Linked DNA regions of Homo sapiens: region 1 is linked to region 2. A link is a loop called in an ENCODE intact Hi-C map of the cell type or tissue named here. Cell type or tissue: ascending aorta. All regions are shown on one strand. Links, peaks and the distances in the headings refer to the core of each region. The heading gives the core; the rest is flanking DNA.

The links. Peaks named below come from ENCODE experiments on the same cell type or tissue, not always from the same donor. Only the 100,000 strongest peaks of a DNase experiment are listed, where the experiment ranks them.
Region 1: it touches region 2 in a loop (12-fold over the local background); 2 of 110 quality-filtered maps call a loop at or near these places.

What each region holds. Positions count from the first base shown.
Region 1 is chr17:12,497,508-12,513,028 of GRCh38, forward strand. No RefSeq gene overlaps it. Among named protein-coding and RNA genes, the nearest start is that of LINC00670, 45 kb to the right of the region's middle. In ascending aorta, for the core only: no CTCF peak of the experiment used is centred there; no DNase peak of the experiment used is centred there; H3K27ac peaks cover 1,166 bases.
Region 2 is chr17:12,405,062-12,421,832 of GRCh38, forward strand. No RefSeq gene overlaps it. Among named protein-coding and RNA genes, the nearest start is that of LINC00670, 140 kb to the right of the region's middle. In ascending aorta, for the core only: no CTCF peak of the experiment used is centred there; a DNase peak (open chromatin) is centred at 10,210; H3K27ac peaks cover 955 bases.

The DNA of each region.
Region 1 (15,521 bases), core at 7,522-15,521, 94 kb after region 2:
TTTGAGCTTTGTCCATTCACTCTCTCTTTTGAGTTTTTATCGTTAAGAAATACTTAAATTTTGAAGATCTTTGGATACTTTTTAAACAAATGAAATCTCTTCTTGCCTCTCACTGATGATATTAGAAATATCTATTTTAAAGTCCTGGCATGCTTAATTTCCTGTTTCTTCAACCATTTGCTGGATTTGGTACCTCCCTTTCATGGGCCGGGTGCTTGGCTCTGTTTAACTGTATGCGAATGATTTCCTGTGAGTCTATTTATGACAATATTGTCGTTACCCACCACTTCCCTTGAGCATTTGCCAGAGAGGAAAGGCTACTACCAGGCTGGGCACCCTGCAGCGTGTCCTTAGCACCTGGGGTGATGAGTCTCAAGAGAGGTGAGCCAGTGTGCTTCCCGAGAGTGTGGGCTCCCTTCCCCCTCAGGTGTCCCACGTGTCCCAGAGTTACTCCCATTGCGCTTTATTTAGACCAAGTGCCTGCGCTTCTGCTCTATCTAGCAAGCAGACATTGGTGTTGGGTAGGATAGTCAACCTGTCTCATTGCCCAGAAAACCAGAATTCCACCCAGCGTGTCCCATCTACTCCAGAGTCCCTCCTGCTCCTAATACTTACTAATGAGTAATTACGGTGAGGGAGCACCTGGAGTGCTTCTATCTTTTGGCAGCTGCTCTCTCCCGCTCCTCTTTTTTTGCCTATGGTTTTCCTTGTTTATCCTCTATTCATCTTCCAAAGAGTTTTCAGGTCTCCACCATCAGCGCATTGTATTTTCTCTTAGTATGAGTCTGAACTCATTGTGAATATGATTTCTGCCATTTCTGGGAACTTGAGAACAGTGGAGGAATAGGTCATAAAATATTCTTAATCTACCTTTTGAACTCTTTCTACCACTCTCTTTCCTACTTGGCCATATTTCCTGACAGTGCCAATAGCATTTCCTTCCTCCACTCTCTTTGCAGAGATTGTTTTTCTCTGTCTTCCCCTCAAATTTGTCGAAATAGTATTCTTCTCTACTTCTTCATCTGGGCTGGGCAATGTTTCAACACACTTTTTTTTTCCTTGATATTTCTTCTCTTTGAGCAGAACGATAAATGTGGCATAGGTTAACAAAGAGTTCACAAGAATGCTGTCAGAGAGAAGACAGAAAAGTAGAGACACTGGTGTGTTTTACAAATGAGGCTGTTTTCTAACATACTTAAGCATTCTTCCCATAATTAACAATGGCAGATCTTGCCTGGCTGCAGCAACATTGAAATTTACGTTGGTTTTTAAAATGTTTTATGTTGAAACTCCCAAGACTCCCATATCTCCCACCTGAGTGAATACTAATATTTTCTGGCTATCGTATATTTCACTTCCAACCTAGCGTGTAATGCACTTCATACTTGTACATTCTTGTGTTTATGTAAATATCAATGTAGATTTCTGGAAACAACATCCATGTCAAGTGTGGCTTTAATCAGGCACATTCTTTTAAGAAGAAACTTTGGAAACACAATCAAAGCACAATCAACTTGAAGACTTTGATAAGGCTAAATTATGTCTTAGCTAGTTATTTGCTATCATTTGATGTTTTAGAGTGGACTGATACTGCTTATGGCTTTTTTCATTCAGAAATGCAAAACAGTTTTTTATTTCAAATGAACAAGAGTACTTCAGAATTAAGACTTCAGATAACATAGGATGACCTAAAAGCCAAACCAAATTCTATCACCTTTCTTAAGTATGGCCTTTTCCCAGTGCCCTAGAGTGAAGAATAAACCATCAGATAAGTCAGATTTTGTAATTTTGCTCAATGTAATAGACTAGTTTTTACCTTCTAGTTTGTTAACCAACCATAAGCATTCTTTCTCTACTAATCAGTGAGTTGTCTGAGAAAAGTCTGAGGCAATTTGATTTCAAAATGTATTGTCTTCTTTTTATCCCCTTGATGATTATATATCCCCCTAGAGAGAACCAGTTACTAAGTTCATTCCAACCTACTGAAAATGTATTTAACTTGAGTCTGAGTTTTCTTATTTCTAAAACAGCTGTACCAATTCATGAAGAAGACATAAAAATTCTAAATGTTTATGCACCTAAACACCTTGCTTTAAAAAAATGACGTGAAACTTTTCTAAAAGGGCAAACAGAAAAATCCACTATTATAGGTGGGGACTTTAACATTCTTCTCTCAGTAATTGAAGGATGTGAATACACAAACGTATCAATGTGAGTATAGAAGATTGAAATAAGTTTAACCAAATTCACTTAATTGACATTTGTAGAAGTCTACCCTAAAATCAGAATATACGTTCTTCTTACTATACTGTGGAATATTTCGTGAGATAGACTATATGCTGAGTTATAAAGCAAGTACCAATACGTTCAAGAGGATTGATGTCATTGATATGCTCTCTGACAACAATGGAAGTAAATTAGAAACTAATAAAGAAGGCTGGGCATGGTGGCAAACACCTGTAGTCCCACTGCTTTGGGAGGCCAAGGCAGGACCTGGGCAACATAATGAGGTCCTCATTGTTACACAACAAAACAAAATAGCCAGCATTCACTCATGCCTTTAATCTTAGCTACTCAGGAAGCAGAGAAGGAAGGACTGCTTGAGGCCTGAGGTTCAAGCCTGCAGTAAGAAAAAAAAAAAAAAAAGAAAAGGAAACAAAAAAAGATAAATAAAGGAATAATACCTGGAAAAATCATTTGAAAATTAAATAAGTAATTTTATGTAATCCATGAGTCGAAAAGGAAAAGTTACAAGAGAAATCAGAAAATATTTTGAATGAATGATAATGATAGCACAATGTATTCTTGAGATTCTTAAATTAGTATATACACAGAAAACTAGCTTTAACTATTGTATAAGAAAAGGAGAAAGACTTAAAATCAGTTCTCTATACTCTTACTTTGAAGAACCAGAAAGAAAAGAGCATATTAAGCCTAAAACAAGCAGAAGGAAGAATATAATAAAGATAACAGGAGAAGTTGAAACAGAAGACTGATTTAAAAAAAAAAACAACAGAAAAATTAGCAAACCCAAGTTTGATTCTTTGAAAAGATTAATTAAATTGATGACTCCCTGACAAGACTGGTCAAGTAGAAAAGAATACCTAAATACAAACGTAAGAAAACAGACACCACTACAAATCCTACAGACATAAAATGTATCCTACAGGCATAAAATCCTACAGGCATAAAGAATGAAACATAAGAATAATGAAAAAATAAGCTATTAAATTTGACAACTTAGATAGAATGGTCAACTTTTTTGTGAAAACAACTTACTATAACTAACACAATAATTAAAAGCAAATCTAATAGTAATTTATCTTTTACAAATTGTGTAATTAAATACTTACCTATGAAGAAAACCAAAATCCTAGATAGCTAGGATTTTGAATATCAATTCAACATAGATGATTTCAGAAACTAGAGGAGGACTGCTTGCTTTCCAATTTATTTCGTAAGTATCACCCTGGAAACAAAACCAGGCAGGGGCATTACAAGAAAAAATTATTACAGACCAATATCTTTCATAAACATAGACATAAAATTTTTACCAAAATATTAGCAAATAAAATTTGGCAATGTATAGAAAGATTGATATATCTTGGGCAATTACAACTTATCCAAGGCATATAAAGGTGTAACATCAAAAAATCAATCCATATATCTATATATGTGGAGATAATGTATCGTACTAGATACTATATCATAAGAACATTTTATATTACATATACCACAAACTAAAAATTGAGTCCAATGATCCAATGAACAGAGTTAAGTTCTTATATTGCTTTTTGCAAACAAAACTGGTTCTAAGCATTAGGTATATTCAATGATGTCTAGCCATCTAGAATATTAGATGTTAAAAAAAATATTCAACATCACAACATTGCTTGTCACAAAATGTATGACAATATCCACCAGCAATAGGTTAATGTTAAGAGGTGATTTTATAAAAGACTCCTAGGTTTGATAAATAAAAGACTCCTAGGTTTGATAAATAAATTCAGTAAAGTCTCAGGTTTCAAAACTAACGCCATTAGGGCATTGACAAGATAGATATCTAGTGTAATATGTCAGTGTTTTTCTGACAGATGCAACATGGTAGAAATGTCATTGAAAATGTTGATTTGCCTTTGTTTATCATTTTCAAATGTGTTTGTATATACATATACACAGTTATTTGTATAACAGAAAAATGCCACATATGGTCAAACAGCCTAAGTTAGAGAAGTTTCCATTTGCCAGTGGAATTTGACTTTCATCAATAGTAAATTGTTTTGTATTTAAAACGTTTCTCTTTGTAGAATTAATTTAAAAGTCTTCACGGGGATACTAGCAATAGTAGCACAGATGAATTCTACCAGACATTCAAAGAAGAATTGGCACCAATCCTACTGAAACTATTTCAAAAGATCAAGAAGGAGGGAATCCTCCCTAACTCATTCTATGAAGCCAGTATCACCCTGATACCAAAGCCAGAAAAGGATATAACAACAACAAAAAAAGAAAGAAAACTACAGACCAACATCCTTGATGAACACAGAAACAAAAATCTTCAATAAAATACTAGCAAACTGAGTCCAAGAGCACATCAAAAAGAAAATTCACCATGATAAAGTGGTTTTCATCCCAGGGATGCAAGAATGGTTCAGCATTCACAAGTCAATAAATGTGATTCACTACATAAACAGAAAAAAACCCGAAAACATTATGATCATCTCAACAGATACAGGAAAAGAATTTGATAAAATCCATCATCACCTTATGATAAAAACCCTCAACAAATTAACCATAGGAGGAACATATGTCAAAATAATAAAAGCCATATATGACAAACACACAGTTAACATTATACTGAATGGGAAAAAGTTAAAAAGCATTTCCCCTAAGAATCGGAATAAGACAAAGATTTCCGCTTTCACTACTTTTATTCAACATAGTACTGGAAGTCCTAGCCAGAGCAATTGAGCAAGAGAAAAAAAATAAAGGGCAACCAAATCGGAAAAGAAAAAATCAAACTATCTCTGTTTGCTGATGATAGAATCTTATATCTAGAAAATCCTAAAGACTCCTCCAAAAGACTCCTAGGTTTGATAAATAAATTCAGTAAAGTCTCAGGTTACAAAACAAGTTTACACAAATCGGTAGCACCACTATACACCAATAACAACCAACCTGAGAATCAAATCAAGAAGTTGATGTCAGTTACAATAGCTGCAAAAATAAAAAATAAAAACCTAGGAATATACATAACCAGGAAGGTGAAAGATCTCTACAAAAAAAAAAAAAAACAAAAAAAAACTGTGTAACACTGAAGAAAGAAGTCATACATGACACAAACAAATGGAAAAACATCCCATGCTTATGAACTAGAAGAATCAATACTGTGAAAATGACCATACTGCTCCAAGAAACCTACAGATTTAATGCAGTTTCTATCAAAATACCAATGTCATTTTTCACAGAATTAGAAAAAATTCTAAAGTTCATATGGAAAAAAAGGAGCCCAAATAACCAAGCAATCCTAAGCAAAAATAATAAATCTGGAGGCATCACATTACCCAACTTCAAATTATACCACAACATTATAGTAACCAAAATAGCATGGTGCTGCTATAAAAGTAGACACATAGATCAATGGAACACAATAGAGAATCCAGAAATAAAGCCAAATACATAAAACCAACTGATCTTTGACAAAGCAGACAAAAACAGACACTGGGAAAATGACGCCCTATTCAATAAATAGTGCTGGGAAATTTGGATAGCCACACATGGAAGAATAAAACTGAATCCCTGTATTTCACCAAATGCAAAAATTAACTCAAAATGGATTAAAGACTTAAGTCTAGGTCCTGAAACCACAAACATTCTAGAATAAAATTTAAGAAAAACTCTTCTGGACATTGGCCTAGGCAAATAATTTATGACTAAGACCCCCAAAGCAAATACAAAAAACCAAAAATAAATAAATGGGACCTAATTAAACTAAAAAGCTTTGGACAGCAAAAGAAATAATCAACAAAGAAATAGACACCTACAGAATGGGAGATAATATTCACAAACTATACATCTGACAAAGGACTAATATCCAAGCAAGATATTCAAACAAATCAGCAAGAAAAAAAACCAATAATCCCATTAAAAAGTAGGAAAATGACATTAGCAGACATTTCTCAAAAGAAGATATACAAATAGCTAGCGGATATAGGGAAAAATGCTCATCACTAATCATCAGGGAAATGCAAATTAAAACCACAATGAGATACCACCTCCCTCTAGGCAGGGTGGCCATGATTAAAAGTCAAAAACAGTAGATGTTGGCACAGATGGATTGGAAAAAAAACACTTACTCACTGCTAGTGGGAATGTAAATTAGTACAACCTCTATGGAAAACAGTATGGGGATTTCTCAAAGAACTAAAAGTAGATCTACCATTCAATCCAGCAATCCCACTACTGAATACCTAACCAAAGGAAAATAAGTCATTATGTCAAAAGGTCACTTGCATGCGTATATTTATCACAGCACAATTCACAGTCATAAAAATATGGAATCAACCTAAATGCCCATCCAACTGATGAGTGGATAAAGAAAATTCTGTGTATGTATATATATTGTATAATATATAATGTATATATAAAGTATATATGTGAGTGTATATGTATGTATATATACACATAAACACACACACATTTTCTCTATCCACTCATCAGTTGATGGACATTTAGATTGATATATATCATATATATGGCTCAGTATGTGCACACACACACACACACACACACACACACCGTAGAATACTACTCAGCCACAAAAAAGGTGAAATAATGTCTTTTGCAGCAACTTGAATGGAACTGGAGGTCAGTATCCTAAGTGAAGCAGCTCAGGAGCAGAAAACCAAATACCACATGTTCTACTTACAACTGGGAGCCAAGCTATGGCTATGCAAAGACATACACAGTGGTATAATGGACGTTGCAGACTCAGAAGAGGGGGTGTAAGGGGGATGAGGGATGCAAAATTATCTATTGGGTACAAGGTACACTACTCAGGTGATGGGTACACTGGAAGCCCCGACTTTACCACTATACAATTCATCCATGTAACCAAAAACCACTCGTACCTTTAAAGCTATTGAAATAAAAAAATGTAAGAAATCAATCCATGTCATCCACTACATTAACCAAATGAAGAAAATCAAATGGTCATGTCAATCGATGGAGAAATAGCATTTGGCAAAGCTCAACATCCATTTATGATAAAAGTTCTCAGCAAATTAGGAATAGAAGGGAACTCCTCCAATTTGATAAACAGCACACAAGAGAAACATGTGGCTAATATTATATTTAATGGTGAAATACCAAATGCGTTTCCCCTATGATCGGTAGCAGAGTGAGGATGTTCACATTTACTACTTCCATTAAACTTTAGGTTTGAGGTCCTACTCAGTGCAATAACATAAGAAATAAAAGATACAAACATTGGAAATGGGGATGTAAGACTGTCTTTATTTTCAGATAACATACTTGTATATATAGTAAATCCAAAGGAATCTATGAAAAATACAAGAACAATTAAATAAACTCATGTTTGTAAGATACATGGTCAGTATACAAAAATCCATTGTTGGTCTGTAAAACAACAATGAACAAATGGTAACTGAATTTTAAAAATACTATTCACAATAAAACTGTAGTCATACATTTAATGAAAGGTACACAAGATCTCTGTAAACTACAAGACATTGATAAAAATATGACCTAAATAAATGGAGGTATTTGTCATGTTCATAGTTTGGAAGGCTTACTGTTGTTCAAATATCACTTATTCCCCTCCCCCAAACTGCTTTTTGAAGATAATACAAAATTCTAGAGTAAATTAGCTATAAACTGGGAGACTGATGAGTCACCTACAATTGAAGTATAAGAAAATATGGTATCTATTTTGGCTACATCTGATGTTGTTTTAATTTTTTTTTTAATTTCTGGGTTTTTTTTGTTTATTTCTTTTTCTTCCTGGTTCTTGTTCCAAATGGTTGAATTTGTCAGACAAGGCATTTCAGATAATTATACAATTGTTGTTCTTTACAACAATATGACACACTTCAAGGTAGAAGTTTTCAGAATATTCAGTCATTCATTTATTCAACAAATTATTATGGAGAACCTACTATGTTTTAGCCACTGTTCTCTGTGCACTTGGATATATATACCAGGAAACTTGAGGCCACACCAAGCCTGTAGAAGAACTAAAGTCAGTAAGTCAGAGACTAGGATGTATGGTGCTTTCAGAGTTCCCACAACGAGAAACGATATAAGATATATCAAATGTAATTAACAAAGTATTTATTTTAAAAAATGCATCCATAGTATTTACTAGGTACAAACCTAGAGGTAGAAATTGACAGCAATCCAATATTAAGGAGGAGTCAATTGTTTATATACAAACTTTAATGTTTTAAAACATCTGGCTTCCAATTTACTAAACAGGTTTTGGCGAACATATGGTACAACTGAAACACACACGTGGTTGGAGGGAGTGCCAAATGGCAGAACCATTTTGCAAATCTGTTTGGAGTTTCTTCCAAAGTTACATGTACAAACACCATATGAACCTGCTCTTAGGCATTTACCCAAGGGAGATGAAAAAGTCCATTAAAAAAAAAAACTTGTTCACAAATGTGCTTAGCAGCTTTATCCATAATAACCCCAAACAGTAAACAATCCAAAGACCCATTCACAGGTGAAAGAATAAATAAATTATGCTATATTCATACAATAGAATACTATCTCACAATTAAGAGGAATAGCTGATAAATGAAAACACATGGATGAAACTCAAAGACATTATATGCAATGAAAGAGTCAGACACAAAGAATATACACTTTATGAATCCATTTATAGCATACCTAGAAAAGATAAATCTACTCAATAGTGGCAACAGAGACCAGTGGTTGCCTTCAAGGGATAGGGAAATATTATAGATCTTGTGATAGTAGTTTCATGGGTCTATATATTTTTCAAAACTCATCAAACTGTACACTATAAATGTGGTACATTTTATTGTATGTAAATTATGCCTTAATAAAATTGACTTAAAAAGAAAAATCTAAAGTAGGAAAAAAGAAAACTCACCATATAAGATTTTCTATTTTTGACCAATGTCATTAAAGCAAATCAAAGCCCTGGAATATCCACTATGGGTAAAATACTTATACCTCCCAAGAAAGACAAGTACACATTTTAAGTGGTAAGTTGGAAATGATCAAACATTAAAATGCATGACACTTGAATGGGCTGATATTCCAGGAATAATCGAGGAGCTAAAGGGAAGAGAAGCCACATCTGGCACGAATTCCTCCATGGCCATGAGTTACTCTACTTCTGGCCCCGAAGTGGAGGATGTTGGTCCCTCTGAAGCCTCATGCACATTCGGGAAGGGAGCAAATATCTACAGGACACAAAGGGACCCGAGACACAAAACCCTCTGTGTGGCCATGTGCAGAGGAAGGGAGACAGGGCCTGATTTGTGTCTCCATCTGCTCTGGGCTGGCAAGAGCCTTCAGTGAGAGAAGTGCTCAGCAGCCCAAATGTGCTTATGATTTGTAAATAAAATAAAGTCAAACAACTGCAAGCAAACAGTGTGTGTGGTGTTCTTCTGCCCAAATTCAACCGTCGAGTCAGTGAAGGCTGGGTGTGTTAAGAAAGCAAATGTCTCTGGGGTCAGTGTAGCATTCTGGTTTAGAAATCGAGGATCTTGGCCTTCACTTTGAAAACAAAACTGTTCAATGTGCAAAACCGGACTTAACATAAATAATGCGGCAGCTATTATAGAGAGGCCTTTTCGATGCTGGTGGTCTCCAGACACTCACAGTCTGGCATTTCATGTTACATTTCAAAACCACGAATCATTATAAGTCACATAAATCTGTCACATCACTTGAATTTGTACATCACCAAATCCCTGTCTAATTTTTCAAAGACTATCCCCTGCCCAAATGAAGTTGAGGCTCTCAGATCCGATGGGGTTTACTGCGTTGGCATATCACCCATGTCACAGCTTGTCTTTCTATTATGTGAATGAAAATTTTCCAAGAATGTTGAACAGAGTTCAGTGTTACTAATAGTTGATACAATATTTAGGCAACCAAGTTATATTAGACATTGCTGTAAAACTCCTTTCTCACAAATCCACCTAAAGGAAGGCATGGCTGTTCCATATTGTTTGCCACTGTCATCTTAGTTACAATTTCAGAGCCGGCACAGCACAATCCAGCACTCAACTTGTGTTTCTGGGCTTCTCACCCATGCTTCTCCCTGGAAACTCAGCTTCTCTTTACTTCCCTCGGGATTTATAAACATCTCCTCGAGTTTGTTCTGTCCGATTTACCCACTCTTGTCACTCCTCACTCCAATTACAAGTCCCCCTTCCCCAGATTGTATTATTGCCTATTGCATTTAAATAATTTAATTATATTATTAAAATTATTTTATTAAAGCATCACACACTAATGACATCAATATTATAAGGAAACATTTGATTTTTAAGGGGAAGGGAGGAATTTTCCATATTCCACGTTCACGTTTTAATCTCTTAACATGATCCCCATCACCATGCATACGATTGTTTCATTAGCTGCACCAAAAGTGAAAACCTTTTTTTAAGAACTTATATTTGCCTGTAATTCCAGCACTTTGGGAGGCCGAGGCGGGTGGATCATGAGGTCAGGTGTTCAAGACCAGCCTGGCCAAGATGGTGAAACCCTGTCTCTACTATAAATACAAAAACTAGCTGGGCGTGGTGGCGGGCGCCTGTAATCCCAGCTACTCGGGAGGTTGAGGCAGGGAATTGCTTGAACCTGAGAGGCGGAGATTGCAGAGAGCCAAGATTGCGCCACTGCACTCTAGCCTGGGTGACAGAGCAAGACTCTGTCTCAAAAAAAAAAAAAAAAAAAAAGAGCTGATATTCAACCCTTCCTTTCTTCCTGTCATCTTTTCATCAATAAGGCTTCAGATCCCAGAAAATCCACTCCGACTATGTTATGGTGGTGTCTCTCCCATGTTTTCATACATGAGCTAACTGATCAGTTGCCACCTGGAGCTTGCCTTTCCTTTTCCCTCTTCTTTCCAGCCCCAGATCTATTGCTACCAGGCACTTATATCCCCCACGGTGTTCCACTATCCTCTGCCTATCATCTGCTGGATGTTACTATTACATGGTAGTGCCTACCACCCTACCGTGCACAAGCATCTCCTGCCAAGCACCACTGTCCCCCTTGTCAAAGTACTAGTGCTGCCTAAGGTGTAGAAAGAAGTGGAGGAGGCTGCACGCTGTGGCTCACGCCTGTAATCCCAGCACTTTGGGAGGCCAAGGTGGGCGGATCACGAGGTCAGGAGATTGAGGCCATCCTGGCCAACATGGTGAAACCCCGTCTCTCCTAAAATACAAAAAATTAGCCGGGGTTGGTGGCGTGCGCCTGTAGTCCCAGCTACTCGGGAGGCTGAGGCAGGGGAATCGCTTGAGATCACACCACTGCACTCCAGCCTGGCAACAGAGCAAGACTCCGTCAAAGAAAAAAAAAAAGAAAAAGAAAGAAAGAAGTGGAGGGAAGGTCTAGCCCTCTTTTGAGTTACCCTCTGTTGGCAGTGACCTGATCTGTGACTCTCTGTGCTCCATTTTCTCAAGAGATTATACTGAACTGGCTCATCCTCTTTTCATTTATTGTTCCCCTATTCAAAAAAAGACTTGAATACAGGACTGATGGCATACCTGGTTTGGCTGAGTGACAGACAAACTGCTAAACTCAGAATGACCCTGCTCCTCCAGGCCCTGTCCTGACTTAGTACCTTTAAAAAAAATTAATGAAAGGAGCCTATTTTCCTGTTTCTTCTTTTCCTTTAAATGACCTCTAACTCAACAAGCTTCTCCTGTCTTCAGGAAAACTGACATCTGGTTGACCCACAGGAGCATGTCCTGATACATATGAGCTCTGGGGGTTAAAGCAGCTTAGACTAAAACTGAGGCAGCCACTGTACCTCTCTCATCAATGAAATTTACAGTCTTTTGTAAAACTTTCCACTCAAACATCTTATGAAATTAGTTGATATAAAAATGAGTGATGCTGTTTTCTGAATGCATTCAACCATTTTTAAGTCTTGACTTAAATAAAAATCAAGACTTCTTAAGTCTTGATTTTTATTCCAGAATTTGGTCCACATATTTGATAACTTTATCAGGAATTTTTTTTTTTCCTAAGAGTGATGAGAAGTTTTTTGAAATGATTTAAGCATGTGGTTAAACAATATCAGATTTATAGCTCTCTGGCTGCCATGTGAGAATCCAATTAAGAGGAAGGTTAACATGTATATAGCTGTCCAGGAGAGATGATGGAAGATTGGATTCCAGTGGAAACAATGAAAGTGGATAAAGGATCTAAGAAATTTAAGAGATATTTTGGAGATGAGACACAGACTTCATTCACTTTAGGTGTCTTTGTAAGCTTGGGTTGCCATAACAAAATACTGTAGACTGGATGGCATAAGCAACAGAAATTTATTGTCTCACCATTCTGGAGGCTGTAAGTTTGCGATCAGGGTGCCAGCAGGGTTAGGTTCTGGTGAGGGCTCTCTTCCTGGCTTGCAGATAGCAGCCTGCTTACTTTGCCTTCACATTTCAGAGAAAGAAGGAGAGCTGTCTAATATCTCTTCTTGTAAGGGCACTGACTCCATTATTAGAACCCATCCTGAGGAACTCATCTGTACCTAATTACTTCTCAAAGGCCCCCTCTCTAAATACTATAACATTGGGAATTAGAGCCTCAACATATGAATTTTGGGGGACACAGTTTTGGCCATAGCAGCATGTGTACACACACACAAACACACACACAAACACAGAGACAGACAGAATGTACACCTGGAATCACGGTGACCTAAGTGGCCACAAAATCTTCACCCATGTCTACTTGGGGAGAAGTTACTCTCTAGGTTTCAAAATCAACCTGGGTGATCTGTGATGGTGATGTCTGCAGCTTAAGATTTACACGTCATTAGCAAGTTAAATTACTTATCCTCTTCAATCTCGGTTTTCCCATCAGAAGACTGAAATTATTAAAATGTACTCTGTAGAAGCTCAGAAGTTCGAGATAGTACATTCTGAGGGCCTGTCTGAGATCCTGCTATATTTTAAGACAGAAATGGTTGTCAGATTTTAAAGCTGATGTTCTGCATGTTTTCTAGAAAACAGAGTCAGAGAATAAGAATTTATTAGTGTTTATCCAACATTCTCTTCAAGTCAGTAGACATGAGTCACCAGAAGTGTACTCTGCATTTAAACATTGGTGTTTTCTGTAACTTTAAAAATGGTCAAAACTATGTATGTAGTCAGGAGTTCTATGCATTGAGGACCAGCTCTGTGCCAGGTACAATGCTGAGGACTTGGGACCTAGCGGTGAGCCAAAAAAAAAAATGTCCTGGTCTCAGCCTCCCTGGAGCTCGCCGTCTACTATGAATATAGATTTTGAATAAGTGGCTGTAAGTTAGAGGGCTGTGAAATGGGAAGTCTGTGGTGGATGGGAGCAGGTAACAGGGGGAGCTAAACCAGTCTTGGCGATCAGTCAAGCCATCTTTGAGGAAACAACCATTGGGTTGAGATTTGAAGGATGAACAAGAATGATATAGGTGAAAATGGGGAAAGAAGCATATCAGGCAGAGAACAGTTTGGAGACACAAAAGAATATGGCTCCTTAGAGAAACTAATAGAAAAAGTGGTGCATTCAAGAGTAGAGTGAGCAGGACACAATGGTCCAGGATGAGGCCAGGGCACCAGACAGAGGACAGAGCGTGGAGGGTCTTATAAACCTTATTAAGATTGTTGGATAGTTGTGAGGACAAAAAATAGAAAGCTAATGAAGAATTGCAATGAAATATCACACAGAGATTTTCTACCCTCTAATCAAGAAATAGTAGTAGCAAGAACTATGACAGAGTAAAGGATACCAAAAGGCATCACAAAGAATAGTGACCACCACGAATTTTGAGGGATTCTGTCTCCTTCTTTAAGAAAATGCCGAGCAGTAACTCTAAGAGGCAGCTACCAAGAGATATTGGTAGAAAGAAATGGAAGGTAATTCTGTCCAGACATAAAGACATTTTTAGGCCTACAAATAAATAAGATTAACACAACATCCTATGACACTAGGTAAATGGAGTGAAAATATGTCTATTGGTTAAAAATTATTATGTTGCAAATAACAGAAAACCCAATACTCACACTAGCTTGAGTAATTAAATTAATTGTCTCAAATAATTGGAAATCCAGAAATAAGGCAGCTTCCAAGGTGAGCTAAAGCTGGATTCCAGATCTATTTCTCTGCATTTCTCTTAGCTGTACCCTTCTCTGTGATGGCTACGTTTTCTCCTGGTGGCAACATGGCTAGGGTACCACACACACCACCCAGGAGACGAGAGAGTGCTTCTTCCAGTGGGCCTCTATTAAAAGCAGAGAAGCTTATTTCCCAGAAACCTTGAGCAATCTTTTCCTCATATGATTCAAATTGGGTCCCATAACCATTTTTGAAAGAATCTCTGTGATTGGGAGGGTTTCCTTGTGCTGAGCGGCTGAGACCCAAGCTCCTGTTCCAGTTAATGTGGGGAGCTTGACGGGACCCCCATTGGACAGGTCAGGCTCACCCCCACCGATGGGGGACAGTGATCACCTCTTGAAACACCTGAGATGTATGGGGGAGAGATCGAACATAGATAAATCAGGATCTTGTTAGGAAAGAGAAAGCGAGGAATGGATTCTGGGTAGAAACCAACAATCGCTTACCCCAGGGATGGGCAAACTTTTTCTGTAAAGGGACAGATAGTAAACATTTTAGGCTGTTGCAACTACTCCACTCTGTCTTTGTAATGGGAAAGCAGTTGTATAGACAATACGTAAATGAATGTGCATGGTTATGTTCCAATAAAACTTTATTTACAAAAATAGGTCAAACGTGGCTCCCAGGCCAAAAGTTATTGACCCTTGATTCATTCTATCCTATATTAATCAGCACATTTTAGCTTTCTCCTCTAGATTATTTTCCATCTGAAATTAATCTTGTTGTGAATTTGCTTGTTAATTTTTACCTTATTTCATTCATGTATAAAATTGCTGGGGCCAGCGTGCAAGTGGCAATGAGTGGTTACAAGACAGCAAGGTAAAGAATGTATTTTATCCTGGAGTCCTGCACTCTGTGGGTAGACTCCTATAGGGATGGCTGCTTTGTCATGCTGTGACATTTTCAGATGGTGTTCTTTGAAAAGCTTTAAACTTAATCCAAATAAAGAATGCAGACCTCATTTCATATTCATTGCCTTGCACACTAACAAAGCTTTAGAAATTTTGCTAAATGTGGACTTGGACATGAGTCATATGATTTTTACTAGTGGAGTCATAGCTAAATTAGAAAGACAAGACACAAAGACATTAAGGGACATTAAAGGTGACAAATATGATATGTTACTGGGA
Region 2 (16,771 bases), core at 5,887-13,886:
CTGGGACTACAGGCGCCCGCCACCACGCCCCAGCTAATTTTTTTTGTATATTTAGTGGAGACGGGGTTTCACCATGTTAGCCAGGATGGTCTTGATCTCTTGACCTTGTGATCTGCCCGCCTCGGCCTCCCAAAGTGCTGGGATTACAGGCGTGAGCCTCTGCACCCAGCCTCAACTTGCTTCTTAAAGAGTGGTCCATAGGCCAAGATGGTGAAACCCCATCTCTACTAAAAATACAAAAAATTAGCTGGGTGCGGTAACAGGCGTCTGTAATCCCAGCTACTCGGGAGGCTGAGTCAGGAGAATCGCTTGAACTCAGAGGGCAGAGGTTGCAGTGAGCCAAGATCGTGCCACTGCACTCCAGCCTAGGCGACAGAGTGAGACTCTGTCTAAAAAAAAAAAAAAAAGTGGTCCACGGGCCAGCAGCATCAGCATCATGCAGGAGTTTGTGAAAGTGCAGAATCTCAGGCCCCATTCCAGACCTTTTGAAACAGAATCTATATTTGAGGCCAGGGGTGGTGACTCACGCCTGTAATCCCAGCATTTTGAAGGCCGAGGTGTGCAGGTCACTTCAGGTCAGGAGTTTGAGACCAGCCTGGCCAACATGGCAAAACCGCGTCTCTACTAAAAAGACAAAAATTAGCCAGGCGTAGTGGTGGGCATCTGTGGTCCCAGCTACTCAGGAGGCTGAGGCAGGGGAATCACTTGAACCTGGGAAGCGGAGGTTGCAGTGAGTGGAGATCGTACTACTTCACTCCGGCCTGGGCAACAGAGCGTGACCCCATCTCAAGAAAAGAAAAAGGCCGGACGTGTTGGCTCATGCCTATAATCCCAGCACTTTGGGAGGCCGAGGCGGGTGGATCACGAGTCAGGAGATCGAGACCATCCTGGCTAACACAGTGAAACCCTGTCTCTACTAAAAATACAAAAAAAAAAAAATAGCCGGGCGTGGTGGCCTGTAGTCCCAGCTAATCGGGAGGCTGTGGCAGGAGAATGGTGTGAACCCGGGAGGCAGAGCTTGCAGTGAGCCGAGATCATGCCACTGCACTCCAGCCTGGGCGACAGAGCGAGACTCTGTCTCAACAACAACAACAACAAAAAAGAATCTCCATTTGAACAAGATTCCCATCTCTATTTGAACAAGATTCCCAGACGACTTGCATATACATTAAGACTTGATGAACACTGCCAGTTCAATCACACAGTTTATTAAAAGCGCAAATGTCCTTGGAAGTCTAAGGCAGGAACAGAAGGCTTTGAAATGTACTTGACAACTGGCCTTTAAGTCATTACTTCGAACCTTCATTTCTCCAGCAGCTCTCAGCATCATCCTTGGAGATAGTATATCCCAAGCTCTCAAACTTCAACAAGCACAAGAACAACCAGACATAAGTGTTCACAGGCAGATTCTTGGGACTTACACTCCATTTCTCTTAGGGATTCTGATATCAATTATCCAGAAGCTATAATATGAGAAGCACTAGGCTAGAAGGACTGCTTATCATCATCAAGTAAAGGATTCTGGAAAAAATGGGGAATTGGAAAATATTAATTTTTTTGCACCAAAAAGCTTTGGATTTGCTGTATTGGTCTGTAACTTGCCCCAGCCCTGCTGTAGCTGGACATTTATCACAGTTAAAGTAGAAATAACACCATTAGCCTTTCAAGCAGTGATAAAATTAGCAGTGTAAACAAAGCAAGTAAATGACCTTAGTCAGATTCCTTGTTGACTCTGACCCAACACCTACCAAGATGATTAGTCAGGGCAAATGAGAACAGGGTGAAGAGGCCCCTGTGAGGAGAAAGATCCTCTCCCTGTTTACTTCCTGAGGATCCTCCAGCACACAGGACGGTTCCTAAAATGCCTGCAAATGATTAGGGCTCTGAATGTTTAGCGCTTTGGCCCCAATTCTGTGCCAAACTCTGTCATGGTTATTTTTTTCCAGGAGGGAAAGTTCCTTCCAACTTAGAGTCTTACTGCTGTGAATATTCCGGCTTCCTGAGAAAGGGGTGTTCTCTCCTAGAGTTCCAGCAACGCAGAATTCAGGGTGGGAAATGGGCCACAATAGTCACTTCCATTTTTCAGAAGATGGGCCCTGCATTGGGTGGATGGAAACTGTGCTGGTTGGTCCGAGACAGACATGAGTATAAACCTTGTCTCTTCCCGCTGGCCTTCTCAATTAGCCAAATTCAAAGTGAGCTCCTCTTCTTCCAAACTGCTTGTCTGTGTTACTGACTTGGGCTCCTTCTGCTATGTTCTGTTTTTGATTGCATTGTTTCCTCTCCTAATTGTTAAGTTATTGAGGACAGGGGCCCTGCATTATACTTCTTTTTGTCTTCCTGGTATAAAAAGTCCAGGATCTGATTCAGAGGGCCTGTCTTGCTGTCCTGGTTTTAACATTGCTGAGGAGGGAAACAGCCCTTTTATTCTCCACCTAACACTTCCCAAGAGAACAAAATCTTAATATATTTCAGATGACAGATACTAGGGGCTAGGTTGACAGGTAAGCCATGTGTTAAAAGGTCCAAGTTTACAGGTGAGTGTGTGTACGTGTGTGTGTGTGTATGTGCATGTGTCTATGTGTGTGTGTGTGCTCATGTGCATGCATGCACGTTTGTGTGCATACACACGTGCATGTGTACACATGTGCATGTGTGTTTATGTGTGTGTTTACATATGTGTGCGTGTGTGTGTGCATTACCCTGTTCCTTCCTTCCTCCTATGCAGCTGGAGCAGTAAGCTTAGCACCTGAAGGTGTGGGAGGGGTACCCTTCTCTTTGCATTCTTATCCCCTACATGCCCACATGGATGTGGCCAGGAGCTCATTGGAAATTAGGCCAAGCTAGTACTGGTTATTCATGGCAAATATAACAAATATATGCTCTTCCCTGGCTGTCTGGGCTCTCTCTGGCTCTATTCTCCTCTTTCACTCCATGTAAACTAGCCTCAGTATCATGCTCCAGCAGGGTAGAGCAGAGAACTCAGCATCAGGAATTAAGCTTACAGCCCATCTGCCAGTGCTTTGCGCATACATCCTTCTCTTGGGAAACCTATGAGGAAGAGTATCTTAGGTTTGGTCTCCTGGTCTGTTGCCATCAATGAGCCTGTGAATCCCAAGTTTTCCCTCACTCTCTGCTCTGTTCCAGCACTGTGCCTTCTTGTGCATGACATAAATGCTCTGAATCACAGTTTTTGCCTCTATCAAATGGACATAATGGCATTCATGATCATGCTCACAGAGATTTAAACGCAATAACTTGGTATATTCTAGAAGCGTATTCAAAAGGAACTTTTTTATTGTCTCGTTCCTCAGGCTTAGTATGATTTCTCGATGGAGTGGAGATAATGAATCCTTATGGGATGGCTGATTGAACAGATAAGATGTGATTCTCACCTATACCAGCTGAATTAATGCATCTATTGAGAGGTGATTTTCTATTTTTAAAGAAAGTATCATGCAGCAGAACTACCTGGTGAGGGCATACATATCAAATGCAATTTGGCTTTAGGAGATTCATTAGCGTCTGTTCTCTAAGAAGTGAATCTGTTGGAGTAGCTGTTTGTTTTTTTGGAAACAAACAAAAAAATCTGTTTTTTGTTTGTTTCTTTATTTTAGGGCTTAATTTTTTGAGACAATCTTGCTCTGTGCCCAGGCTAGAGTACAGTGGTGCGATCTTGGCTCACTGCAACCTCCCCATCCCAGGTTCAAGCCATTCTTCTGCCTCAGCCTCCCGAGTAGCTGGGACTACAGGCGCGAGCCACTACTCCCAGCTAATTTTTGTATTTTTATTAGAGATGGGGTTTCACCATGTTGGCCAGGCTGGTCTCAAGCTCTTGACCTCAGGTGATCCACTGGCCTCGGCCTCCCAAAGTGCTGAGATTACAGGTGTGAGCCACCACACCTGACCTGGAGTAGCTGTTTTTGAAGAGGGCTCTCTTAATTAAACCAGTATGGTTTGGCCAACTCGTTATGGTTGCTCTAAGCAAATTTTGATCGACTTTTACGCTGTATGTGTTTACAGAGAGCCTGACCTGCAGAAACATATTATCCATATGGAAATAAGGGAGAAACACAATGATGTATCCGTCTCACATCAGAAGAAAATCTAGGTCTTTTCTCTTGTCTATTTTGTCTTCTGTACCCAAGCTTGCAGAAAACCAGACACTTCCAATGAGGACAGTCCCCTGATAAAAAGCCCTCAAGGAAGCCTGCTGTGCTCTGTGTAGTGTCATTGCACTGTGCATGGGGCAGCTGATTCCAATCTTGACTCACACACTTGAATGCAAAGTGAGGTTGGATAAGCACAAGGCCTTACGTGTACTTGTACATTGTTAGAAATCAAAACTGGTCGAAGTCTCTGAGAATTTCAGTCCAACCTCTTATAACTCTATCTTTCTTAGTTTCTTCTTTTCTGCCTGCAAGCATAGTCATATCTCTTGTCTACTAAAACAAAAACAAATCTAACAAAGCAAAATAACTTTTCTCTTATCCTACTATCATACTGTAGTGCTGCTGTTTGTCTTTTGTTTTCATACATCTGCAGAGGATGCTACATTATCAGACAGTTTGTTTCTTAAATAAATTTTACTGGCCGGGCGCGGTGGCTCACGCCTAAAATCCCGCACTTTGGGAGGCCAAGGCGGGTGGATCACGAGGTCAGGAGTTCAAGACCGGCCTGGCCAAGATGGTGAAACCCCCATCTCTACCAAAAATACAAAAAAATTAGCCGGGTGTGTTGGCGGGTGCCTGTAATCCTAGCTACTTGGGAGGGTGAGGCAGAGGATTGCTCGAACACGGGAGGTGGAGGTTGCAGTGAGCCAAGATCGCGCCACTGCACTCCAGCCTGGGTGACAAAGACTCAAAAAAAAAAAAAAAAAATTTACTGTGTGGCCGGGCGCGGTGGCTTACGCCTGTAATCCCAGCACTTTGGAAGGCCGAGACCAGCAGATCACCTGAGGTTGGGAGTTCAAAACCAGCCTGACCAACATGGAGAAACCCCGTCTCTATTAAAAATACAAAATTAGCTGGGTGTGGTGGCACATGCCTGTAATCCCAGCTACTCAGGAGGCTGAGGCAGGAGAATTGCTTGAACCTGGGAGGCGGAGGTAGTGGTGAGCCAAGATCGCGCCATTGCACTCCAGCCTGGGCAACAAGAGTGAAACTCTTGTCTCAAAAAAAAAAAAAGAAAAAGAAAAATTACTGTGTATATTTGAGGTTTACAACATGATGTTATGGGATATATAGAGATTGTAAAATGGTTACTAGAGTGAAGCAAATTAACATATCTAACATCTCACTTAATTACTTTTATTTTTGTAGTAAGAGCAAGTAGAATCTATTTATTTTACAAAAAGCCCTAACAACAATACGGTGTTATTAACCGTAGTCCTCTTGATGTACATTACATATCTAGGCTAGTTCATGCTACGTATCTACTACTTTTGTCCTTTGACCCTCATCTCCCCATTTTCTCCCTCTCCTCCCCGCCCCTGTTTTTTTTTTTTTTTTTTTTTGGAGTTGGAGTCTCTCTGTGTTGCCCAGGCTAGAGTGCAGTGCTGTGATCTTGGCTCACTGCAATCTCTGCCTTCCGGATTCAAGCAATTCACCTGCCTCAGCCTCCCGAGTAGCTGGGACTACAGGCACACGCTGCCAGGCCCAGGTAATTTTTTTTTGTGTTTTAGTAGAAACAGGGTTTCACCGTGTTGCTCAGGCTGGTCTTGAACTCCTGAGCTCAGGTGATCCGCCCTCCTAGGCCTCCCAAAGCGCTAAGATTACAAGCATGAGCCGCAGCGCCCGGCTGACCTCTTTTTTTTCTTTGAAAGATTCCATGTACAAGTGAGATCATGCAATATCTTTCTTTCTGTGTCTGGCTTATTTCACTTAGCATAATGTTCTCTAGGTCCATCCATGTTGTGGCAAATGGCAGGGTCTCTTCTTTAAAGGCTGAAAAATGTTCCATTGCATATATATCTATATATACCACATTTTCTTGATCCATTCACCTGTCAATGGAATCTTAGATTGTTTTCATATCTTGGCTATTGTAATAATGCTGTAAGGAACATGGGACGCAGATATCTTTACAAGGCGGTGGTTTCATCTTAGACACTATTCACCCACTTCTTAATCCTCTCTGCCCTGACCACCCTGCCCGAATTACTTCCTAAAAGGGCTCACGTCAGCTACTTGCCTGGCAAATACAATACCTATTTTTTATTCCTTGGTCCTCTTTGCAGCATTTGATATTATTACATGTTGTTGTCCATTGTATTCACCATGTCTATTTTCTGGTTTTTGGTGCTTTGATATCTGTGGCTTGCTGAGCCTGGATGATGCTTCCTTCCAGGACTTGCCAATCCCTAGAGATAGAATATAATTTTCCCTGCAGCATGCCTTTCAATTCCAACCACCTCCTCTCCAGAAACCTCAGACTCAGGGCCAATATTCCCCTCTCCTAACCATCCCCGGGCCAGGTCCCAGACATCTGGGGATGGCCCCTACGCCCCAGAGTTCACTGAAGTTATTCAAACCACCAAATCCTAAACCTGCTCACCTTACCTCGCCCATTTCCCGATGGAAACCACAAGGAAGGAAGGCTCCTGCCCACATGCCCCCCTGTCCCTCTGCCTCCTGACCAGCCCTGGTACTTCTCCTTGTGGTCTTACGTCGAGTGTAGTGCTCTTGTTTCTAGGGATCTGTGAGTATAAAATTGTCTTCCTTTCCATGTCTGCATGTCTTACCATACCTAACTGAAACAGATCCCAGGTACTTAAAATATATCTACTCTTATTTTTGGAAAGTATCAGCTTCCTTGCCTTTGGAACCACTCTCTCTTTGACTTATTTCATTTTTTGCATTTTTCTGTTTTTGTTTCTGATTTACTTATTGCAGCTCTAGAATCAGAGTCATCCCTACAAACTAAGGGATTTCTCACTGTGAGATGAAGAGGATGGTAAGTTAAAAAAAAAAAAAAAAAAAGGCAGGACCGGGCATGGCGGCTCACGCCTGTAATCCCAGTACTTTGGGAGGTTGAGGTGAGCGGATCACAAGGTCAGGAGTTAGAGACCAGCCTGGCCAGCATGGTGAAACCCCGTCTCTACTAAAAGTACAAGAAATTAGCTGGGCATGGTGATGCGCACCTGCCCGGCTACTTGGGAGGCTGAGGCAGGAGAATAGCTTGAACCCAGCAGGTGGAGGTTGCAGTGAGCCAAGATCGTGCCACTGCACTCCAGCTTGGGCGACACAGCAAGACGCCATCTCAAAAAAAAAAAAAAAAAAAAAAAAAAGGTTTTGTGTTTGTTTTCCTTAAAGGGAATAGGGAGAAAGAGTTTAGGGAAGACAAAGTTTAGAACAAACTCTCATAACACATGCATTGAACATGCACTCCTGTAAGAAGAAATCGGAAAGCATCTTTATTTTAACTCTCACCGTCCCTTTAAAGTTGTGCTTGCCTTTGGATGAAAATGGCAAGACCCAGGGTTGTGCACTGTGATTCTCATGCTAATCTGAATTCAGTTATTAGAATGGCCAATTCCATGTAGTCACCAAAACTCCAAACCTGACTTAGCATTGTCTTTCCCGCCTCCCCCCACCCTCTTTTCTAAGAATGGCTTCAGTCGACTCGACCACCTGCTGCCTGGGAGGAAGGTTGTAGTCAACTTTTTCTTTCTTTCTGGTTGATCTCTACCAGCATCCTGCTAACTTTAGCATTCGTTCCTTCCAGGGCTGGAACACAGGAAGAGAGGAAGAGAGAAGTACTGTGATTTCTCGCTTGACTGATATTGTCACAAGATGGCTTTGCTCTCGTCCTGAGAAGGACAAAAGCTGGCTCTTGCTCCAAAGAGGGCATCTGTGGCTCTGCAGAGATGCTGCTGCTGTGGGGCCTTGCTAACTTCAAACCCTGGACGTCTCTTTTGGCTGTCCCTCTGGGGGACACCCTCAGCCCCTGGATTTCTGGTTGTCCTCTCTGCACAACATTTACTCTGTGGAACTCTTTCAGGCAGTCTTCTAGTGCAGGATTTAAAATAGCTCTAGGACAGCATTCTTTGTTGTTGTTGTTGTTACATGAATAAGTTCTTTAGTGTTGATTTTTTTTTTTTTTTTGAGATGAAGTCTCGCATTGTTGCCTGGGCTGGAGTGTAATGGCACGATCTCGGCTCACTGCAAACTCCGCCTCCCAGGTTCAAGCGATTCTCCTGCCTCAGCCTCCTGAGTAGCTAGGATTACAAGTGCCCGCCACCATGCCCAGCTAATTTTTTGAATTTTTTTTTTTTTTTTTGGAAATGGAGTCTCGCTCTGTCACCCAGGCTGGAGTGCAGTGGCGCAATCTCAGCTCACTGCAACCTCCGCTTCCTGGGTTCAAGCAATTCTCCTGCCTCAGCCTCCTGAGTAGCTGGGACTACAGCTTCATGCCACCACACCCAGCTAATTTTTTTGTATTTTAGTAGAGACGGAGTTTCACTGTGTTGCCCAGGCTGGTCTTGAACTCCTGAACTCAGACAATCCGCCTTCCTCAACCTCCCAAAGTGCTGGGATTACAGGCATGAGCCACCGCGCCCGGTCTTTAGTGGTGATTTCTGAGATTTTGGTGTACCCATCACCTGAGCAGGGTACACTTTACCCAAAGTGTAATCTTTTATCCCTCACCCGCCTCCCACTCTTGCCCTCAAGTACCCAAAGTCCACTGTATCATTCTTATGCCTTTGCATCCCCATAGCTTAGCTCCTACTTGTGAGTGAGAACATACGATGTTTGGTTTTCCATTCCAGAGTACTTCACTTAGAATAATTGTCTCCAATTCCCTCCAAGTTGCTGCAAGTGCCATGATTTTTTTCTAGGACAGCATTCTTATTTAAGACCTATAGGTGATCCCTTTCCTTTGGGGAGAAGCCCAGTCACTTCTAGATGTTGACCTCGCCACTGCTGCCACTCGCCGCTTTGCCTTTCCCTGTGTGATTCTGGGCCGTGGTGCTGCCTACCTACAGGAAGTACATCTTAAACCCGGTCAGGAGGTTTGAGGCTGGTCAGGAGGCAGAGGGACAGGGGGGCATATGGGCAGGAGCCTGCCTTTCTTGTGGTTTCCGTCGGGAAATGGGCTAGGTAGGGTGAGCAGGTTTAGGATTTCGTGGTTTGAATAATTTCAGTGGACTCTGGGGCGTAGGGGCCATCCCCAGATGTCTGGGACCTGGCCCTGGGATGGTTAGGAGAGGGGAATGTTGGCCCTGAGTTTGAGGTTTCTGGAGAGGAGGTGGTTGGAATTGAAAAGCATGCTGCGAAAAGTTAACCATTTCGCCCTCTCTCACTAGGCTTGTGTTTAGAAGGAAGCGCCACCCACAGGTGCCCTCTTGGTGGGCAATGAACTTCAACAGAAAGACATTTCTTTCTCAGGAAATATTTTTCCATTTCTTTGGAGAAGAGCTTTGGAAATGCTCCCCCTGGAACATTCCTGGGTATCTTTTCTATCTCCTCCAAGTTCCACAATCAAAACTTCCACTCTAGCATCACATAACACATTTTTTAAGAGTTAAGGAAAAGTAAGAAGAATTCTTCAATGATTTTAGTATACCTAGGTTTTTAATGATCTTCATTTAAACGATGTCACTACAAATATTTAAAGTTATATATGCAAGACAGGCATTAAGTATGATGTTTCTCCTTACAAATGTAAAGAAAAATCAGGCTAGACTCTCTAACACTTGGTTTTCTATGCCTGTGTAAAATCTCTCTGTTTGGACAAAGCCATGATCTATATCAGCGGTCCTCAAACCTGGCAGTACATCAAATATAACCTGAGGGACTTATTTAAAATTCAGATGTCAGGCTCTATTCCAGACCTACTAAATCAGCCTCCAGGCCATTGGTGTTCTTATCAAACTGCACTTTTGATGCTCTTGCACAAGTAAGTTCAACGATCTCCTGGTGGTGGCTGGTCAGAAATACTAATGCCACCTTGAAAGACGTACACAGCCCCTGATGGGCAAGTCTCGTGAACTCAAACTTAAAAATTTCAGTCTCCCCAGTAGTTCTATTGGGAGTAAATTCCAGCAAAGTCTTATTTGTATTTATTTGTCAAGAGGGCTTCTCTATCTCTGCTCCTGAATAGTGAAACCCCACCTCCAGGTCTACTAGTCAGCGCTCTGTTGAGTCCATTGTTATGGAATGTCCCTGTTTAACAGGGTTGCTAGGAAAGCCTGACTCACAACCTTCAACCCCATGGTTTCTATGTTCCGATGCTAAGTCCTTTATTAACCAGTTTATCCACTTGTTCTTTACTAGGCTTGACTCCTTGGGTCTCTGCTGCCAACTCTCTTGTTTTGTGTCTTGGTAGTCTTGGGGATTTTAAACATTTCACTCTTTTCTCTTACTCCTTAATCAGAGAATGGAAGTTCTCCATGGCTGTCATCAGTAACCTCTGGGTATGAAAAATTACATCAAAAGTTCCTGGCCATTCAAATGTTTTCCTGGTCTGCTATTTTGATTTTGTCTTCTACCAGTGGTAAAAAGCTTTCTGTCCTAATTCACAGTTTCAGCTTTGATGCTGAGAGTTATTTGGGAAATGCTAAGAGAGGTAGGTGGTGATGGCTAAGGTAGAAGACATGTGGCGGGGAGGTTCTAGGATGTTAGTCAGAATTTATAGCTCTCCCCTTCATCACTCTAAAATCTAGACAACTGAAATCATTCTGACTCTTCTCTCTGCTTCCAATCTCCCTCAGGCTTCACCTCCTTTTACTTTCTTAGTCACACAGCTACTAGAGTTACTCTTATAATTGAGATCACCCCAGCCTAATTCTTCCCTACCTCACCCCATTCTTCATGGTTTCCTGTGATCCACAGATTGAAGTCCAGAATGGCTTGGTGCTTTGGGGGCATTTCCAGTTTTGACTTCCATTTCTCTCAGCTATAATCCTAAATTTTTCAACTTTCTCATGATCCTCCAAATATGTTGTCTTAGCCTATTCTAGCTGCTATAACAAAAGTATCATAGACTGGGTAACTTAAACAGCAAACATTTCTTTCCCACGGTTCTGAAGGCTGAGGAGTCCAGGATTGAGGCTGCAGGTGATTTGGTGTCTGGTGAGGACCTGCTTCCTTGTTCACAGATGACCCACTGTCTTCTCACTGTGTCCTCACATGGTGGAAGGGGACAATGAGCTCCCTAAGTCCTCCTTTTTTTTTTTTTGGAGATAGAGTCTCACTCTGCTGCCCAGGCTGGAGTGCAATGGCATGATCTCGGCTCACTGAAACCTCCACCTCCCAGATCCAAGCAATTCTCTTGCCTCAGCTTCCCAAGTAGCTGGGATTACAGGTACCCACCAACACACCTGGCTAATTTTTCTGTATTTTTAATAGAGACGGGGTTTTGCCATGTTGGCTAAGCTGGTCTCAAACTCCTGACCTCAGGTGATCCACCCACCTCAACCTCCCAAAGGGCTGGGATTACAGGCATGAGCCACCGCATTCAGCCCTCAGTCCTCTTTTACAAGGACGTTAGCTCCATTCATGAGGGTTTGACCCACATGATGGAACCACTTCCCAAAGCCCCACCTCCAAATACCATTGCACTGGGAGTTAGGAACTAAATGAATTTAGAGAAGACACAAACATTTAGTGCATAACATATTTCATGCCCTTTCTTGTAAACATGATTTTCCCCTTGATGTTTTTCTGGCTGAAATTGGGAAAGAAAATAGAACTCATTTGTTGAGTCGCTACCACACTCCAGGCACTGCAACACATATCTTTACATATACATCATTCGTTTCTCACAGTAACCCTCTAAAATAGTTACTTGCAGCCCTATTTTATAAATAGGGAAACAGATGATTTAAAATATCTCATCCAGAATTGCATAATTATAAGGCTCAAGCTGGAATGAACCTGCATCTGTCAATGCCAAGGGCCACCTATTCACCCTATGCCTTCCTAATATCAATTCTTCCCAAGCTGGGCTTCCATGTCACTTTTTCCATGAATTCTCTTTCAATTTCTTCCCAGTTCATTGCTCTCATTCCCTAATTCGTAAGTAAGTATGTGTTGAGAATGTACTTTATGCCAGACACTGTGCTGGTTCCTAGGGGTAGAGGCATGAATGAGACAGAGTGGATTTCTGCCCTCCAGGAGCTTACATTCTCCTGGGGGAAATAAAGAATAAACAAGCAAACAAAGGACTAAAAAGATAAAGAATGTGTAAGTACTGTAAAAGTGATAAATAAGGCAATAGCAGACAAGAGTATCTGGGAGGGATCTATTTAACATATAAAGGATTAGAAAAGGTCTCTAAGACCTGGTATTTGAACTGTGACTTGGAAAATATGACAGAGCCAACTAAATAAGGTGCTGGAGAATGAGCACACCATGCAGCGAGAGAAGCAAGTGCAAAGGACCTGGGGCAGGAAATAGCTTTGCACATTTGATCAGCAGTTTTTCTGGGCCATTTGTGAGTGGTAGAAGATTAGCTTGAAAATTAGTAGGCACTTGGTCATGTAGAGCCATGAGGACACTTTGAGTTTTATTCTAAAAGCAATGTTAAACTTTTGAAGGATTTAAAAAATGGCTTTATGGAGGTATAATTGACATGCAATAAACAACATATTTGAAATACACAATTTGATATGTTTTGACATATTGTGTTAGGCTATTCTTGCATTGCTGTAAGTAAATACCTTAGGCTGGGTAGTGTATAAAGAAAACATGTTTATTTGGCCCACAGTTCTGCATGCCTTACATGAAGAATGGTGCTGGCATCTGCTTCTGGTGGGGCCTCAGGAAGCTTGCAATCATGGCGGAAGGGGACAGGGAACCAGTATGTCACACAGTGAGAGCGGGAGCAAGAGAGAGAGGGAGGAGGTCCCAGACTCTTTAAACAACCAGATCTCACATGTAGTAACTGAGTAAGAACTCACTCATCACCCAGGAGATGGTGCTAGGCCATTCATGAGGGTTCCACCTCCATGATCCGATCACCTCCCACGAGGCCTCACCTCCAACATTATGAATCACATTTCAACCTGCGATTTGGAGAGGACAGACATGCAAATCATCTCACACCATGAGATGACACCAAATTATACCCCCGTGAAATTATCATCATGATCAAGATAATGAGCATATCCATCATTCCCAAAAGTTTTGTCATGGTCCTCAAAACCCCACTCAAAACCCTACCTGACCCCAGCTCCAGGCAACCACTGATTTGCTTCATGTCCCTGTAAATTAGTTTCTATTTTCCAGAATCTTATGTAAATGAAATCATAAAGTATGTACTTGTGTAAGTGTGTGTGGCTTGTAGGTTTTCATAGATTCCTTTTATCAGGCTAAGCTCTCTTCTATTCTTAGTTTGCTGAGTGTTTTCATCAGGAATGGGTGCTGTATTTTATCAAGTGCTTGTTCTCTATCTTTGCAGATGATCATCTTGCTTTTTTTTTTTCTTTTTAAGACTATTAGTTGATTGTTTGGAATGTTAAACTAAACTTACATGCCTGGAATAATCCCTACTTGATCATGATTTATTATGCTTTTTATATATTGTTGAATTGAATTTGCTAAGATTTTGTTTAGAAAATTTGCATGTATGTGGTTTTTTTATTCTTGTAATATCTTTGCCTGGATTTGATGTCAAAGTAATGCTGGCCTCATAAAATGGGTTGGGAAGCATTCCTTCTCTTCCCTATTCTTTAAAAGTTTATTCTAACTGGTATTATTTCTTATTAATGTTTGGGAGACTTCACTAGGGAAGCTGCCTGAGGCTGGAGGGTTTTTTGTTAGAAGGTTTTAAACTACAAATTCAACTTTAAAAAATAGATACAGGATTATCTATTCAGGTTCTCTTTCTCTTCTTAAGCAAACATTAGTTATATGTTTTTCAGGGAATTTGCCTATTTTTCTAAGTTCTCAAATTTATTGCCATAAGGTGGTTCACAATAAGCATTTATCATCCTTTTACTTTCTGTATAATTTTTAGTGAGGTCTCATTTTTACTGATCTCTCATTTCTAATATCTTTCGTTTGCATCCCCTTCACCCCAAAAGTTGATAAGTCTGGCTGGAGGTTTATTAAATTTATTGAACTTCTCACATAACCACCCTTTGATCTCATTTATTTTCTCCACTATGTTTTCTGTTTCATATCTAATTGGATTTTGCCCTATTTTTATTATTTCATTTTTTTATTTGGAGTTTAACATGTTCTTTTCTAGTTTATTTAAGAAGAAAGCTAAGGTCTTTGATTTGAGGCCCATCTTTAGGTCTTCCACTCCAGCTGGTGGAAACAGGAATGATTCCCAGTCTCATGTGAATTCTAAAGAATTGTTCCCTCTAGGGGCGGGGCCTGGTGGCTCACGCCTGTAATCCCAGCACTTTGGGAGGCCGAGGTGGGCGGATCATGAGGTCCCGAGATTGAGACCATCCTGGCTAACACGGTGAAACCCCATCTCTACTAAAAAACAAAAAATTAGCAGGGCGTGATGGCAGGAGCCTGTAGTCCCAGCTACTCTGGAGGCTGAGGCAGGAGAATGGCATGAACCTGGGAGGCAGAGCTTGCAGTGAGCCGAGATTGCACCACTGCACTCCAGCCTGAGCAACAGAGCGAGACTCCGCCTCAAAAAAAAAAAGAATTGTTCCCTCTAATCTTTTCAAGTAGTTCTTTCCCTGGCCTCTGTTTCCTCACAGATATGCATTGGGCAGCACTCAGCACAAGACTTGAGGGGACCCTGTGTAGGTCTCAGGAGCTGTCTTGCAGCTCTCTCTTCTCCAGCGTTCTCCCCTGAATCCCACAACTCTGACTTCCTTGGCCTCCCAGACTACTAGTATTGTCTCCTCAGCTCCACAAGGCCACCAAGCCCTGCCTGGTTTCCCTAGAAATTCTCTTCAGACCAGGCGCGGTGGCTGGAGCCTGTAATCCCAGCACTTTGGGAGGCTGAGGCGGGCGGATCACCTGAGGTCGGGAGTTCGAGACCAGCCTGACCAACATGGAGAAACCCCGTCTCTACTAAAAATACAAAATTAGCTGGGTGTGGTGGCACATGCCTGTAATCCCAGCTACTTGGGAGGCTGAGGCAGGAGAATCGCTTGAATCCGGGAGGTGGAGGTTGCGGTGAGTCTAGATCGCACCATTGCACTCCAGCCTGGGAAACAAGAGCGAAACTCCGTCTCCAAAAAAACAAAAACAAAACAAATTCTCTTGGGGCAGTAGCTGGGGCAATCGAAGGACTCTTCCTTTGTTTTGAATCTCGGTTGAATGTTTTGTATACCATTGTTTTATACTCTTTGTGTAGTGTTTTAGTTATTTCATACTAGAGCATAAGGCTAGTCCCTGTTATTCCGACGCTATCAAAAATGGAAGTTTCATCCTTTTGGGGGATTTCAAGTGGAGGAGTGGTGTTATATCATCCAAGGGTTAAGAAGATCACTCTTCTGCTGTTCCATCTGAAAGCAGATGGGAAGTGGAGGACAGGTCTGCTATTGTAGGAATGCAGGCAGGAAGTGCTAGGAATTGAAGAGGGATTTTTTTTTTCAAGGGCCACGGGGGCAGAGGGTGGCTCCAGATCCACTTGGAGGTGGAACCCAGAGAACTGGCTGATAAACTGGATGTGGAGTGGGTCGGGGGGAAAGGGAGTTAAAGCTACCTCCTGGGTGTTTCCTAGAACAACTGGGCCAATGGGGAAAGCCAGGGAAGGAAGTGGGCATTGTGGACAGGCGGAGATCAGGAGTTACAGTTTGGATATAAGCTTGAGATGTCTTTTTAATCAGTCACATGGATCTAGTCAAACAGGAAGAGGGCTATAAGAAGGTAGAGCTCCAGGGAGGAGTCAGAGTTGGAGACAGAAAAACGGAGTCATCAGTATAGAATTATTCAAAGCTCTGGGCCTGGAGGAGATCACCCAGGGGAACAGTGTAGACAGAGGAGAAAAGAAGGCCTAGACTGAGTCCGTGGGACCTTCAGCATCTAGATGTCAGGAGAGCAGGAAGAGCTGAGAAGGAGTTGGAGAAGAGGCACCTGTCTTCCCAGGAGACTCAATTCCTTTATTTAACCATGTGTTTTTCAGTTTTATAATTACCTGTTTATCCACCTGTCGCTCAACTTGCCTGGGAGCCCTTGAGGTCGGATGCCCTGTCTTATTTTGCATTGCCCACATCTAACACGGTGTCTGGCACCTAGATGGACCTTGAATGAATGAATGGATGAATGAATGAATGAATGAATGAAGACTAAGGGAGTTAAAAGATTACTGGTATGAGGTCAAAAGGACAGAGCTTTTTTGTAGTCCAAGGGACTGCAAAAGACAATTCTGGGAAAGTTGAGCTCAGAAAAAAAAAAATCTAACAGTCCAGAAACATTTTCCTGAGTGCCAGTTTCCTGATCTGTCAACTAAAACGTCCCGGAGAAGTGATCTTTAGAGTTACTTCTGTTTACATGCTGCACACAGACGGGAACGCTCCATTTGGCTTTCTCTGCAGAGTCCACAAGGAGACAAAACAATGTGTTAAAGTTGCGCTTCCTTGGTTGATGTTTCTATTCTTTTGGTCTTTTGTCTGTTTTCAAACAGATCAAAGCACGTCTTGTGAAATGTTCTGGCCCCAGAGTAGAATTTAAGATGCACAAAGGGCATGAGTAGACATTAATAAAAAACTCATTTTGACCCTTTCGAACTGGCGGCCACCATGGAGGTCAGAAGAGGGCAGGTGTATTCCTGCCAGCCCCCTAGAGACATAAAGATGTCTGCCCCGAGGAATCAGGCTAGGGATTAGTGACAGGCTCCATGCCTGCCCCCT